Regions from separate parts of the Homo sapiens genome. Here region 2 is linked to region 1. A link is a loop called in an ENCODE intact Hi-C map of the cell type or tissue named here. Cell type or tissue: CD14-positive monocyte. All regions are shown on one strand. Links, peaks and the distances in the headings refer to the core of each region. The heading gives the core; the rest is flanking DNA.

What was found. Hi-C counts contacts between places; a loop is a spot of excess contacts. Peaks named below come from ENCODE experiments on the same cell type or tissue, not always from the same donor. Only the 100,000 strongest peaks of a DNase experiment are listed, where the experiment ranks them.
Region 2: a loop joins it to region 1, with 4 times the contacts of the local background. A loop is called at or near these places in 2 of 110 quality-filtered maps.

What each region holds. Positions count from the first base shown.
Region 1 is chr21:34,198,288-34,205,994 of GRCh38, reverse strand. No RefSeq gene overlaps it. Among named protein-coding and RNA genes, the nearest start is that of LINC00310, 21 kb to the right of the region's middle. RefSeq lists an enhancer at 1,340-2,338. In CD14-positive monocyte, for the core only: a CTCF peak has its summit at 3,908; DNase peaks (open chromatin) are centred at 3,254, 3,894, 4,754, 5,514 and 1 weaker place; H3K4me3 peaks cover 3,608 bases; H3K27ac peaks cover 5,000 bases.
Region 2 is chr21:34,018,348-34,026,054 of GRCh38, reverse strand. All of the region lies in intron 2 of LOC105372790 (a long non-coding RNA gene), which reads right to left. It overlaps LOC105372789 (a long non-coding RNA gene), which reads left to right and starts at 7,019. Exons shown (of 3, transcript XR_937678.4): 1 at 7,019-7,315. RefSeq lists enhancers at 5,395-5,574, 7,048-7,207, 7,605-7,707. In CD14-positive monocyte, for the core only: no CTCF peak of the experiment used is centred there; DNase peaks (open chromatin) are centred at 2,964, 5,304 and 5,804; H3K4me3 peaks cover 3,095 bases; H3K27ac peaks cover 3,745 bases.

The DNA.
Region 1 (7,707 bases), core at 1,534-6,533:
ACTGTCAACTGAAAACAGTGAGGTAAGGAACACTGTACTGTGTATTAGCAATCAAGTAGAAAAAGAGTTGGGAGTGGGGGAAGAACATATTCCATGTGCTTGTATGTGCAAAAATCCCACAAAACTCTAGAAGGATAAACAACAAATTAATAACAGTGGCTATGCCTTTAGGGTGGGGGATAAGAATTGGGCAGATGGGGGCCGGGCACAGTGGCTCATGCCTGAAATCCCAGCACTTTGGGAGGCTGAGGTGGGTGGATTACCTGAGGTCAGGAGTTCAAGACCAGCCTGGCCAGTATGGTGAAACCCCGTCTCTACCAAAAAGACAAAAATTAGGCGGGCATGGTGGCAGGTGCCTGTAATCCCAGCTACTTGGGAGGCTGAGGCAAGAGAATTGCTGGAACCTGGGAGGCAGAAGTTGCAGTGAGCCAGGATTATGCCACTGCACTCCAACCTGAGTGACAGACTGAGCCTCCGTCTCAAAAAAAAAAAAAGAAAGAAAGAAAAGAATTGAGCAGATGGGAAAGGACACTTTTCACTGTGTAATGTCTTATACTTGTTGATTTTTTTAACCATAAAATGCATTACTTATCCAAAAAGTTAAATAAATAAAACGTTCAGCTATGTGAAGGAAGCATAGGACAATATCCCTCTCTCTCCCTTTCCTTACCCCAGAGCAGCCTGGCTCCTGCAGAGCTGAGGAACTGAGCACGTGAGGTTGTCTTGGTTTCACAGAGCCTGGAGTGGGCATAGCTGAGTCCCTGAAGGTTACACGACTTGCTCAGGCCTGTCCAGTGAAGTCAAGGGCAGTTCCAGAGCTGGAAGCACAGGGCTGGGACGTGGCCTCTGGTCTCCTCCAGTGAGGAGGCAGGTGCCCAGGGGCAGGGTGCTTCTAGATGGCCCCCAAAGGAGCCCACCATTGCTACATTCTAGAGCAGCTGAAAGGGAGCCCAGGGCCGGCCAGCCAGCTCCGCAAAGGATTCTGGGTGATGAGGCATTGTGGGATTTTCTGAAATGACTTCATGTCATTTCTCTACCCCAGATCACCCTCCTCGCCTGGTGAGAGTTGAGAGGTCTCAAGCAGGATTCCAAAACCGAGAAGGGTCAGAGACTGGGAAAGGAAACTGGCCTCTCCAGCAGGAAGAAGCTGCCCCCAGGCCCTGGCCCCAGGATCTTGACTAGCCTATTAAAGACATGAGACTGAGGCCTGGACACTGGATTCCATTTTTTAATTTCCCTGGGGGAAACATTCCACACAGCAACCAGCAGGGTCATTTACTTCTTCAGGAGGCCTTTTATCACCCTGTGGCTGGAGGACCATCTGCAGCAGCCCCTGCTGTGCGCTGGCAACACTGAGCAGCATGTGCGCGGCTGCCAGGGGCTGCTGGCCACCTGGGCCTGGGTAGGAAAAGGACTTAATTAGCCACAAAGAGCTCCCTGAGTATGCAACTCAGAATCACTCAGTCTGTTCGCAAACAAGTAAAGCACCTACCATGATCCCAGCATAGTCCCGGTTGCCCCTGGGGTTCCCAAAACCCCAGCCTCCCTCATGCTTCTAGGCCCTCCACACAATGCAGCGAGTGACACGAATAGTCTTGCATTGGTCACTAACTGCCTTTTGCAGCTAAATTCTATTCACAGCAAGTCTGTGGCCTCCCCAAAGCTAAGGATCCCTGTTATATCTCCGGATATTCACAGAGCTCCCAGCGCAGCCGAGAACACACAGCCAGCCCTGCAATAAATGCTTGTTGGTTGCCTGCCAGGATCCAAGCTAAAAATGGAGTTGCCTTACGGCCAGGTAAGACCCAAGGCAGAGCTTCAGTCGTGCCCCCCCCCAGCTGTCAGGAACACTCACTGCAAAAGTCGGCCCTTCAGGTCACCTTCAAGGCCCTACAAACTCTATCCGGACCTGCCCCCCCATCAGCCTCTGACCCTGGCACTCATACCCCTCCAAGGACAGTGCCGGCCTTCCTGTTCCTCCAACAGGAAAGGCCACCGTCTCCCCTCAGACCCACTGCACTTGCTGGCTGCCCACTTCTAGAATGTTCTTCCCCTAGAAATCCATGGAGCTCACCCCCCCATCTCCCTGTCAGGTCTCTGCTCAAAGAGTATCTTCTCCATGAGGCCTCCTCATCACCCTATTCTAAAGCACTCTCACCCCGCATTTCCCCATCCCCCTTTCCTGCTTTCTTTTTCTCTATATCACTTACCACTGCCTAAACAGGAAAAAAAAAAAAAAGATTTTTCCTATTTATTTTATCACCGGTCTCCTCCAATCTAAGCTTTCTAAGAGCAGAGCTTTTTGTGTTTTGTTCAGCTGTGTATCCCTCCAGGCACAGAACAGGGCCTGGAGGGTTCAACAAGGCCCTCCAGGGCCTTGAGTAGGTGCTCAACAAATATTTACTGAATATATTAATATATGTATTGATTGATTAATTTAGCTGGGGCTCTTTCTTGAAGTTAATCGAATTAAAACAACATAGATTTTACATTGCTTGTGCACATGGATGAAAAACAGTTCCCTATACTTCTTTACTGTTTCATAGACGTAGTTTTATTTTATTTGGGTCTCACTAAAGACCTTACTCGATTAGATGGGGCAGAAATGGTTATGACCTTGATTTTACAGAGGCGAAAACTAAGACTCTGAAGGGTGAGATTTCCCCAGGACCTTCAACTGGTCACTAGCAGAACCGGGGCATCCAGGTTTCAGGTCCCATGTGCTGGGCTTTGTTTACTAAACCTCAGGGCTTTAGACTCAACCTCAGGGCTTCTCCGTGGATTCTTGCTGAAGCTTCCTACTTTGTTTCAAGAACCTGTATTTCCCCCTTTCTTTCTCTTCCCTCCTCCCAGATAGCTTGGGGCCCACAGTTCCCCACCCCTGCCCGATGCAGATGGCAGAAGAAACCATTGTAAGTCTCCTCGAGCTGAGCGCTGTGCACCAGGTCGCATTCTAAATTTTTGGACTGCGTTCACCAGGGTCTTTCACATTTGCAAGGAGCAGAAACAGGCCTGGATCCTCTGAAATAACAGGGAGGTATTGCCATAATTCACACAGAGTTAAGAAAGATAGGATTTCCTAACACAGACCAACCTCGCGGAAAAGCTGCGGCCCCAGCTCCGGGGACTGGAACGCAGGCTCGGGGCGCCTCCCCCTTCCCTGGCTGGCAAAGTCCTGTCCTCCATCTCGCCTCCATCCCCTCCTCCCCTGCGCTGGCAGAATGCGCAACGTGTCCCTTCTCGGTGGCCCTGGAATTTTCTGTGCGTCTCTGAATCATGGCACCGGTCTTGCTCCATTGGTTTTGACTGCTGGTCTTGGTCTCCTTCGTCCACCTTTGCGAACTCATCACCCTTTGCTCTCTAGGACCCACCGGCCACTTCTAAAAGGGCACCATAGTTCATAGGTGGATTGATCTAGAAAGGTGCCTCCTTCATTCTCCCCCACGATTTCTGGGTTGAAAGCCTGGTGGAGGCAGGGGGACAATTACAGGCAGGATTTATAACTTGGGTGGGCAAGCGTGGGGGTGGAGGACTGTGGCCTCTTTCTCTCTCTCTCTCTCTCACACACACACACACACACACACACACACACACACACACACACACGGAGGGAGGGAGAATGTCACCATTTGTCCCCCAGCTCCATTCCCCACTCCGCAATGATACAAGCATCGCCTGCTTTCTTTAATTTGCTTCAAGAGCTTTTGGTGCAGAGAGGTGGGAGAACAAGGGAGACCCCAACTTGTCGCACGGCGACTCGTGGCAAAACGCCTGGACCCCGGGGCGGTTTCGCTCAGCTCTTCCCCAGCTGGTGGCCACTCGGCGGCCGGGCTGCGGCATTCCGAGCGCGCGATCCCGCCAGGGCCGCCACCGAGGGCAGCGCCGAGAGCATGGAATTTTCCACCGCTCAGCCGAGTTTGCAGAATTGCGTCTCATTGGCCGAGCGGAGGTGTCTGTCCCCGCGTGGGTGCGGAGATGAGATTAGCCAGGAGCCCTCCTCAGTGGGCTTTGCAGGGCTCTGATTAATCAGGTCAGCGGGGCCAGGGAGGGGAGTAGAGGGCGGGTGGGAGCCTGTTTTCTAACCCAGCTCTGCTGCAGCCTTTGGACGTCCCCTCGCTGCACGGAAAGTGCGCCAGGGAGCTGGAAACAGTCGACAGCAAACCTTAGAATTTACCTCTTCATCGTAAAATCCCCCCAGAAACCACTGCAAAATAAGATTATCAAGCTAAACCCTGCCCCCTCCCTCACCTCCTCTTAATCTCCCTCATCCCCCAGTTAAGCCGGAACTAAAACCAGGACCTTACTCTCTCCTGTCCCTGACATTTAACCCCTTAAATTATCTTTCTGCAGTGACTTTCACAGATCCCAATCGCGACAGTGATTCAGGACCAAGTCAGTACTCCCCCACCCCCAGGGTCGAACAAGAAATGCAGAAGGTGGCAGGAAATTAGAACTAAGGGGAGTGGACCTTATTGTGCAGGCTGAAATGCCCACCTTCAAGTTAAAAGATGCAGCAAGACAAGACGCCTGGCTCAGCAGCGTGTTCAAATAGAGTGTTGGCTTAATGGAATTTATGTGTGAGCCAGTCGTGTTGATTTTTGATTTAAAATAGCCCCTTGTTTTATTTGCTCCTGGAGTGACTGCATTAGGAAGCTCCTTTCTGAAAGCTATGGTTAAATCTGCCACAAAGGCAGCCCTGGCCCTCACAAGATGTTTGATGAGTGAATGAACGCTGTTCCCGGCAGTCAGGGCCCTTGAATGAAGGTAGTATGAACTCCAGTTCCTCATCCTGGCTGGGTCATATACTTCTTCTTCCTCTTTTTTTTTTTTTTTTTTTTTTTGGGGGGGGATGGAGTCTTGTTCTGTTGCCCAGGCTGGAGTGCAGTGGCACCATCTCAGCTCACTGCAACCTCCACCTCCTGAGGTCAAGCGATTCTCATGCCTCAGCCTCCTGAGTAGCTGGGACTACAAGCCTTCACCACCATGCCTGGCTAATTTTTGTATTTTTGTAGAGATGATGTTTCACCATGTTGGCCAGGCTGATCTCGAATTCCTGACCTCAGGTGATCCACCTGCCTCGGCCTCTCAAAGTGCTGGGATGACAGGCATGAGCCACCACGCCAGGCCCGTCATATACTTCTCCTGTGACTTTAGACAACTTATAATTTTTTTTGAGCCTCAGACTCCTCACTTTTAAAAAGAGGCTAATAAATCCTCAAAAGGTAAATGGAGAATTACCCTATGAGCCAGCAATTCCACTCCTAGTCATATACCCAAAAGAATTAAGAACAAGTACCCAAAACGATACTTGTGCACAAATGTTCAAGGCAGAATTATTCACAAGAGCCAAAAGTGGAAACAATCCAAGTGTCCATCAACGAATGAAGAAAATGCAATATTACCCAACCATAAAAAAGGAAGGAAATTACGACACTTGCTACAACATGGATGAATCTGGAAAACATGCTAAGTGATAAAAACAGACACAAAAGGCCACACACAATATGTGATGAAATATTGTGATTCCATTTACGTGACATATCCAGAACACGTAAATCCACAGAGACAAAACACAGCTGGTGGTTGCCAGGGGCTGGGGGCAGGGAGAATAGGAAGTCACTGCTTAATGGGCATGGGGTTTCCTCTGGGGGTGATGAAAATGTTTTAGAACCAGATAGAGGAGCTGGCTGCATGACACTGTGAAGGTACTAAGTGCCACTGGATTGTGCATGCTTTAAAATGGTTACTTTTATGTTATGTGAATTTCATCTCGATAAAAAACTTTTTAACGGGGCTAATAATAAAAATACCTGCCCAGCCTGGCGTGGTGGCGTGCGCCTGTAATCCCAGCTACTGGGGAGGCTGAGGCAGGAGAATCACTTGAACCTGGGAGGCGGAGGTTGCAGTGAGCCGAGATGGCACCACTGCACTCCAGCCCGGGAGACAGAGCGACACTCTGTCTCAAAATAAATAAATAAATAAAATAAAGAAAAAACCTGCCCAAGGAGTAAATGTGATAATCTATGGAGCGATGTTTGAGCAACTTAAAAACCCTATTTCCTGATTCTCTCTGCCTTATTTCTAGAGTGGATCATTAGGGCATCACTTTTTCAAACATACAGCTAAAACTGAGGCAACCTGAGGCCCACCCAGCACCAACTGGAGCGTCAACCAGGAACAGAACCTTGTACTGTCCTGAGGTCCCTTGGCTAGGAAGCTGCAGCCATGTGGATCCATGTAAACAAGAGGCTTCCTGCTGTTAATCTAAACTCCAGGGCCAGAGCCCTGCACAGCAGTCAGTCCTACAGGCAGAAGAGCCTTGAGGCACCATGAAAACCACTTAAAACTTTTTTTTTTTTTTTTTTGGAGACAGGATCTTGCTGCGACCCCGCCAGTGCAGTGCAGTGCAGAGCTGCAATCACGGCTCACTAGGCTCAAGCAATCCTCCCACGTCAGCCTCCAGAGTAGCTAGGGCTACAGGTGTGCACCACCACCACACCTGCCTCCCCTGAAAACTGAATGGGAGGATTGGGCACTTCAACTAAACACAAAATACAACTTAAAGAAAAGCAATTCAATACAGGCTTCTCAGAGGGAAGAACCACAGAACTGGTGCTATGGTAGGCTGCTCATGCCAAGAGCCAGGCGCCTGGGCTGGAATCTGCCCCAGCTCTACCACCTTCCATATGGGGCACCTCGGCCAGGAGTCAATTTTCTTATCTAACAAATGGGGCTTACTGAAGCACCTACCACACAGGGCTGCAGTCAGGATTAGGCTCATAAACACATGGGCCAGAAAGAGAGTAAGTGCTTAACAAATGTTAGCTGGTGTTGTTGAGGAAAAGGTGATGGATGAAAAGAAACATTGGTTTTGCTCTTTGGGGCACCTGGTGGGGTGAGGAAGACTGGAGTCCCCTTAGAGCAGCTAACCAAGCTGGGCTGCAGCCTTTAGACGTCCCCTTGCTACACAGAAAGTGGCCCTGCTAACCCAGCTCAGCTTAGATCACTTAAAGGAGCAAGGGGCTGTGAAGTCATTTAAAGCAACATGAAGCACTGTAGGCAGGATGTGGGCAGGGGAAACTCAGGGTCAAACGACAGTGACAAAAAGGGAGAGAGAAGGTCAAAAGGGATATTCTAAAACTAAAGCAAGGAGCAGCTGGTAGGTATTGGGAGTGGGTCAGGAGTGGGGATGACTCGTATTTCAGGGGTCTCACCGGACACAGGAAGAGCCTTCTTTTGTTGTAACAGTGAAAAGGGAGCTCTGAAATGTTGTCCCCTGCCATGGGAGCACTTGGAAAGTCCAGTTCTCAAAGCAGAATTCACCACACAAGCAGCTCCTTCCGAGGAAAACCACGAATGCCGTAAACTCCACAGAGACAAGGACCCTCCGTGCAGGCGGCCCTTACCTGCTCGTCTAGTTCCCACCTGAATTGAAAACCTCATCATGAGCGTGCACCTTTCTGCAAATCAGCAAAGACCGACAGCCTTTTAGCAGCTAAAGAAAGGCCTGCAAGGTGCAGAAGTTAATAGGAATTAGGACATTGTGTGGTTTTCTGTGGTGAAACCCATACTCGTCCTTTGTCATATCAACCACCATCCTCATCATCCTACTACCCTCCCCGTGCCTGGAGCCTCCCAACCCACTACTGCCACAGTGTGAGAACCGAGGGGAGTCCCAGTTGGAAGGGCTGCGGTACAGCTCCCTGT
Region 2 (7,707 bases), core at 1,075-6,074, 180 kb after region 1:
CCTGCGTAGCCAGGCTTGGGGAGACTTGCTTAGACCTGGTCTCCATTTCTCCCCCTGTCATTAGCTTTACCACCCTCTCCAGTCTGAGTCTCCCTCACTGCTAGACTGAAGCTAGTTTTACCACGGTTTCTTATGACTTCCTTGTTGCTACATCTGTGGATACTTTCCCTTCCTGTATTAGTTTTGTAGGACTGCTATAACAGATTACCACAAACCAGGTAGCTTGAAACAGCAGAAACATATTGTCTCACAGTTTGGGGGCCAGAAGTCTAAAATCATGGTGTTGACAAGGCCACGCTCCCTCTGAAGGCTCTCGGGAGGGAGACTTCCCTGCCTCTTCCTAGTCCTGGTGGTTGCCCTCCTTCCTTGGCTTTCCTCGGGTTATGGTGGCATCATGCCAAACTCTGCCTCTGTCTTCACATTGCCTTGCTTGTGTCTCCGTGTCCAAATTTCCCTCTTTTTATAAGATTAGGGCCCACCCTAATCTAGCATGACCTCATCTTTACTTGATTATATCTGCAAATTCATGACCTCTAAATGAGGTCACAGGTACCAGAGATTAGAACTTCCACATTTCGTTTTGGGGGACACATTTTAAACCCATAACACTTTTATATCTAACTTGACCTGGCAAGCCCTTCTCTCCTTGCGATACCATCTATTCCTGGTCCTCCTTAGACCCCCTCGAAATCTTTTTCCCACATTCCTTCTTGGGCTTCTCTCCTTCTGTCCATCCTTCTGCCATTAGTGTCTTCTGGGGCTTTTCCTAAGCCTACTCCTTTTCTCTCTTAGCTGGAAAATTCCAAACATCTATGGCTTCAGTTGCCATTTCTAGACTGACTCACACAGAAACGCTCACAAAACATACTCAGCTAAAAGTTCCACACTGAAAACTCATCATCTTCATCCCAAACTTGCTTCTGCTGCTGTCTTCCCCATGTCCATGAATGGACCACCACCCATGAGGTCACTTGAATTGCCTCCACCCGATCACTGAGCTTCCCTCACCTTCATTCCCCACTGCCAATCAACTGTCAGGGCCTGTCCCTTCCAATCCCTTCTAATCCCTCTCCCCATTGCCATAGTCCTAGTTCAGGTCATCATTGTCTTGCTCCTCGACTAGGAAAGAAGCTTCCCCATGGTCTCCCTGTCCCAAGCTGTGTGGAAACTCAGATCTTATCACTTCCATATTAAATACTTCAACTGTCCTTACAACCCTCAGAATAAGGTCCAAGCCCTTGAACTTGGCTTACAAGACCCTTCACCATCTGGCCTTACCTACTTCCCCAGTCTGATCTCTCCATATTCCACCCTCACATGTTAATACTCCAGCCAAACCAAGCCACCTACACTTGGCCTCCTGGTCTTTGCTTATGGTTTTCTGCTCCTGGAATATTATTTCCAGCTCTCCTGGCTGCCCAAATCACACTTACATTTTATATTCATTTATTCCACAAACATATCTTGAGTGCCTGCTATGTGTCATAACCTATCCTAGGCGCAGAGGATGCGGTAGAAAACAAAACAGAAAAATATCTCACTTCATGAGCTTCCACTTTGGTTAAGAGAGACAGACACAAACTATCAGCAAGTGAATACAGGGAGTGCATCAGATAGCGCTAGTGCTTTAAAGAAAAATAAAACAGGAGGGTAAGGGGTTAAGTTTTTAACTAAGCAGTACATGAGAGTCCTCACCGAGGAGATGGCATTTAAGCCTGGCTTGAACATTACTCCCTCCTGGAAGCCTCCTGGAAATTTCCCAAGACCAGGGTAGGCGTCATCTTTATAAACTTCTATGAAGCCTTTATTTACCCATCATAGCACTTACCGCACTTTAAAGGACTTTTGTGTTTGCGTGTGAGTGTCAACTGTAAACTTTGTGAGGACAGAGACTGAGTCTGTTATTTATTGTATATCAACAGCTCCTTGTAGATATATGTTCCTTGAACAAACGGATGCATTGACAGCCTACATTATTTACAAGTTTTATTATACAAAAAATTTATGTAGTATTTATTGTAATGTCCTGTGTTACAAATCACTTTCTCACCCACTGTCTCGTTTGAGAGATGTGGGTCTTATTGTCACCTTTTAACAGACACTCAGAAAAGTTAAGTTTCTTGCCCAGAGTGTCACAATAAAGGCTAAACCCAGCTCAATCACAGCTCTCACATCTTCAGACCCAGAGTGCTTTCTAGAAAAGCCCCCTGCCTTCCTGCATGTTCTAAGAAAACGCAAACCACTAACCCCAGGGCATTAGCCGTCCTCAGCCAATTTTTACTGTTCCTCCCTGAGTTATCATATTCTCATCTCCCCAGAAAACTTCCACCAAATGCTAAAGCCAACATTTAAATCCAAAGGTAAAACCTTCTGGAATTCCTTGATGTAGCCACTGCACAGGCTGGCCTGTGTTCTCATATCAGTTTTCAGAACAATTCTTGCCCTCCTGCAAGTCCACATTTAGCAGATCCACTCAGACAACTACAGAGTGGGGATCAATTGAATTCCTTTCCTAGCTGACACTTTTGAGCTAAGACTGTCTTTTCCATGTGTTAATTTTAAAATGTGGGTTTCATAAAAGCTGCAGGCGGAACAGCAGATGGGGGTCCGTTAGCAATCATTAATATCCTCTATTCGTTGCCTGCCCCCCCAATTGATAAAGTGTCACTCCACTTGGGCAAAAGGGGCCAAAAAGGGAGCGGGGCACAGAAACTCACTGTTCAACAAAAGCCCTCCCATGCAGTGAAGAGCTGGCCCCATCAGAGTGCCTGTGTCTTGCAGGATTTGGAGAAGGGAGCCTCAGCTACCCTCCCTTGAGCGAGGTGAAGTTTGTTGCAGGAGTGATGGGACAGCTCTTGGTAGTTTTCCACTTGCTACTCATGAGTTCTCACCCTGTTTGGCTCTTTGTCACTTGGTCCCATAAAAACACCCACTGCAGGATGCTTGCTCATGCCACCCACCCACCAAATGGCATGTGGCAAAGAGGGTCAGAAGTTCACACACTTCCTCTTTGTTTTCTTGTGTTTCTTTCTGCATAAGCACCTCTCAACAGGCCAAATGGTTGTTGTTGCCACATAGATTTTTGTATTGATGGTTTCCTGCCATCCCCTCATTCTCAAGAGTGGATGGGGGCAGAACAGGGGAGAGTTAACTATTTTGATGAAGAGCAGTTTATAGGATGAATAGGCACAGACAACAAAAGTAAGCCTGGATGCTTTGAAATGAGCTGCTTTGTATTGAAGAGCTTGCTTCTGCCCTGCAATACTTCCTTGCAGTTGAATAGATACTGCAGAGAGTAAACACACTTATCTCTCTCGAGAAAGAAAAAAAATTGTGTTCCCAGGAAGCTGGAAAATTCTCCCATAGGTATAAACATTTAGGAAAAAAGAGATAAGCCGCCTAATTCTAATAACTAGGAATAACCAATTAGGTCATCTGTCCTCACCTCTGTCACTTCTCTCTGAGGCTTGTGGTGTTCAAATTCTGCTACCCTTAACTTTCTAGAAGGAGGGAGAAACACCTCAATTCCTTTCCACTCTTCCGGTTCAGATGGTTCAAACAGCTGGACTTCTTTGACAAAAAAAAAATGACTTTAATCATGATAGAAACATAGTACTTGAAACACAGAACAAACAGAAGAGAAAAACATTTTCTGTGATAGTTTTCTCTTTTGGTTTCTGAAAAGTGAGCAAAATTTTTAATTAAAAAAACCCATAAAATTGCCTTAGGACACTCTCGACACAGATGAGAGAAGACAGTCATTAAAATAAATTACAGAATGGGAAATGGCACCATTACCATTCTCCACTGATTTTTTTTAGAAGTGTCTTTTACCAAAAACCTTTTTGACATTCTAATAAAAGCAAAATGTTTTAAGTTAGGAGTGGCTTTTCAGAGCAATATCCCTTTGCCTCAATGGTTACTAACCAAAATACATGGATAAGATAAATCTGAATAAAAGCAAGAACTAAACCAAACTGAATTAACTTCTTCTCAGCCAGAGGTTAATTTTAAAGCATTAAGCTGAACCATCATTCCTGATGATTGTGGAATGAAGTATTTGGAAGTATACGTTTCATCAACAACTGGGAGACACGGAGTGTGGTTAGGAGAATACCTTGGAATTACACAGTGCTGGGTTCAAACCTGAATTGAGTCATTTCCTAGTTGTGTTCTCTTGAGCAAGTTACCTAGCTTATCTAAACCTGAGTTTCTTCATCCATAAACTGGGAATAATAATAACTGTTTCATCTGTCACAAGGTTGTGAAAAGGATTAAAAGATAATACAAAATGCTTAGAGATACAAAAGGTGTAGTAGGGTGTCTGGTACCTTTTAAGCAAAGCTATTATTACTGTATGGAATATTCAGAAAAACTACTAACTGCTGCACAATGCACACAATTTTTTCCTCATGTGTGCAAGGACTTGAAACTAAAGAATAGAGTTTGGGATCTTCCTACATGGAAGCATGTTAATCATGGTCTCAAAACCAGATTGAACAATATTTGCAGTCAGCTTGCAAACTTTCACAGTATCAGGTCACATGGGATGGTTCTCAGGGTCCCAGGAGAGGGATTGAATTGTGTTGTCCTCAAAATTTATATGTTGAAGCCTCAATCCCCACAGTGAGATTGTATCTGGAGATAGGGCATTTAGGAGATAATTAAGGTTAAATGAGGTCAGAAGGGTGGGGCCCTAACCCAATAGAATTGGTTGCCTTATAAGAGGAGGAAGAGAAATTCCTCTCTCTCTCCCTCACTCCCAACTCCCACCCCAGCCCTGCTATATGCACAAACTAAGGAAAGGCCATGTGAGGACACAGCGAGAAGGCGGCCATCTGCAAGTCAGGAAGAGAGGCCTTACTTGGAAGCCAATCAGCTGGCACCTTCACCTTCCTGCCTCCAGAACTGTGAAAAATGCATGTCTGTTGGTTTAGCCACACAATCTATAGTATCTTCTTACGGCAATCTGAGTTGATTAATACAGAAGGAAAGATATCATTAATTTTACCCCACAACCAGAAAATCGAAAACATGCCTTACTGAGCAGAGAATGCTTCCTCTCTAGAATACCCCTGTCCCACTCTTGAGAGCTGGCCAAATGTACATAAAATTGATGGCTTTATCTGATTTTGAAAGAGAAATACATCAAATCCCAATTTTTTTAAGTTAAGTAACTTTGACAGGGGAAAAAAATTCACCTCCCAATGGAGGGCATAATTTGTACAGTAGTCTGTTGGGGGATACATTTTGTTGCACAATTCAAACCTGTAGCCAGGATTGAGTAAGAAAGCAACTTCAATGATTTTGGAAGAAACTGCCCTAAAACCGGAAGCCTTAGTTCCCTTCTGAAATACATCTCTACAAGTGGTTCACAAGTTTAAAGACAGATGTTATCACCAGTTATTGAAATGATAGTTTCCCCAGGGAAATGGGCACTGCCCCAAGAGAGACAAAAATGTAGACAGAGAATGAATAAATCCTGAAATGTTCTAGTAATTTCTACGACAACACCTCCCCCTTCTTGCCAGCTCTACTCTAAGCAGATGCTGCTGAGCCCTCTGAACCTTAGAAGGGTGGCCTCTGCAGGGTGGAGGCAGAGGCACTGGCTGGGATTCCACAAATTTGCCTTCAAATTCGTTTATTTGCTTAACGGCTATTCATCAAGGACCTGTCATGCATTACAGGAGAGTAGTGAGGAACTGAGTCTAAAGCCAGACTGTGAGATCAAGTCCTGCTGTGCCGTTTACCACGGCCAGGTGGCCTTGGGCAAGTCAGTCCATCTTCCTAGGCCTTGATTTCCCAAGACAGATGGGCAGACTGGGAACAGCACTTGCATGTCATCACAACCCTGTGTGTGCTTGTGGTTATCACAGCTGCTCCCTGCCCCAAGGGTCTATTCCTGGTACTGGCATCAGCTACCCCTTTTCTGATATTCTGTAGCTCTGTGACCTTCAGCAAAACATTTAACTTGCATTTGCTTTCATTTCCTCATCTGCAAAATGGAAATGACAGTGCCTGCCTCACTGGATTATAGGAGCATTCAGTGAAACATATATGCAAAGTGCATGATATAAAATGGTTGCACAGGAATGTTTTTCTTATTAATACGGATTAATTGTTTTTTTGCTTCCATCTTCACCCCATACCCTTTTATTATATTTACATAGAGAGTCCTTCTCAGCCCTTGGCCATGGACAAATCCTGAGAATGCTCCTGGTGAAAGAGGCAGCTGTGTTTCTTCCATGTGAACTTTCTCTCATTGGTCATGTGGGGTCAGGGTCTTGCCCACACAGCATGTAGTGGAAGTTGAAGTAGTTATCTAAATCAGGGGTCAGCAAAGTTTTGCTGTAAAAGGCCAGATAGTAGATATGTTTGCCCTTGCAGGTCACACAGTCACTGTCACAGCTATTCAACTCTGCCGATGTGTGAAAGCAGCCTTGTACAATCCACAAATGCATGAGGATAGCTGTGTTCCAATAAAACTTTATATACAAAACAGGCAATGGGCCAGATTTGGTCTGTGATCTGCACTTTGCTCACCTCTGATCCAGATTCATCCATTCAACAAATATACTGCATGCCTTATATGTAACAGGCACCATTCTGGATGCTAGGAATATAGCTGTAAATGAAATAAAGCCCTCACCATAATGGAGTTCACATTATGTTATAAAGGTATTAATATTGGTTATTGTCTATTTCTCACACTGAAGACAGCAAGTGGAGACAGTTTTTCAAAAAGGGAGTAATCATTTGGGTGAAATGCTGCTGAAGTTTGGGTAAACCAAGGACTCAGAACTGGCCATTGCATTTGGCAACAAAAGAGTCACTGGTGACCTTGATGAGTGCACTTTCAGAACAGTGAGGACAGGCCAGGTGTGTGGCTGTAAAGGGAAGCACAGCAGTGAGAAGGGAGCAGGGAGGGGCTCAGCCTCAAGGGAGAAGGTTGTTGTGTTGTTAAGATGGAGAGGTTAGAGCTCATTTGCATAGAGAATGATCCAGAAGAAAGGTACAGTTGTATGTCATGATACAGGAGAGAGAGAAGTGGTTTTCCAGAGTGGCAAGAGGACACGGTCCCAGTGCCCTGGTGAAGTGCTCTCCTCTGCAAGGAGCAGGTCCAGTTCATCCCTGGGAACAGGAAGGAAGGCAGGGCCAAGGGGCAGAGATTCAGTTCTGAGAGAATAAATCAGTTCTCCTCCAATTGCTTCTATTTTCTCACTACAATCAATGAGAAGCAATATCATCAGATGGGAATGAGAAAGGGAAGGAGTTCTAAGGAGAGATGAGAACATTTGAAACAGCCATCTCAGAGGTAAGAAATTTTCCTACTAGGACCCTTGGTCAGCCTCTGGCCAGCCTTCAAAATGGGCTCTTTGTGTTGGATGTCCATTTTGGGTGCAACCGAGTCAAGGGATGGCCATGGAACATGCATTACAGCCTGTCCTCTCTGCATAACTGCCTAATTCTCCTTAGCCAGTAAGGAGGGCTATATGTTGAGTCAGATAGTTTTCCTACAATGATCTGTAGCCATAGACCCCTAGAAGGGGCAGAGAGAGGGAATACCAGTCTGAGGGTAGGCCTGGCCAGATCCACTTAGCATCAGATGACCTTGATTTTTCACATGACAATGAAGTCCAGCAGCTGTATAATATTCAGTGTCCAAGACACAGTGCTGCCAAATCATGCCCTAGTTTTGGTTTTGTT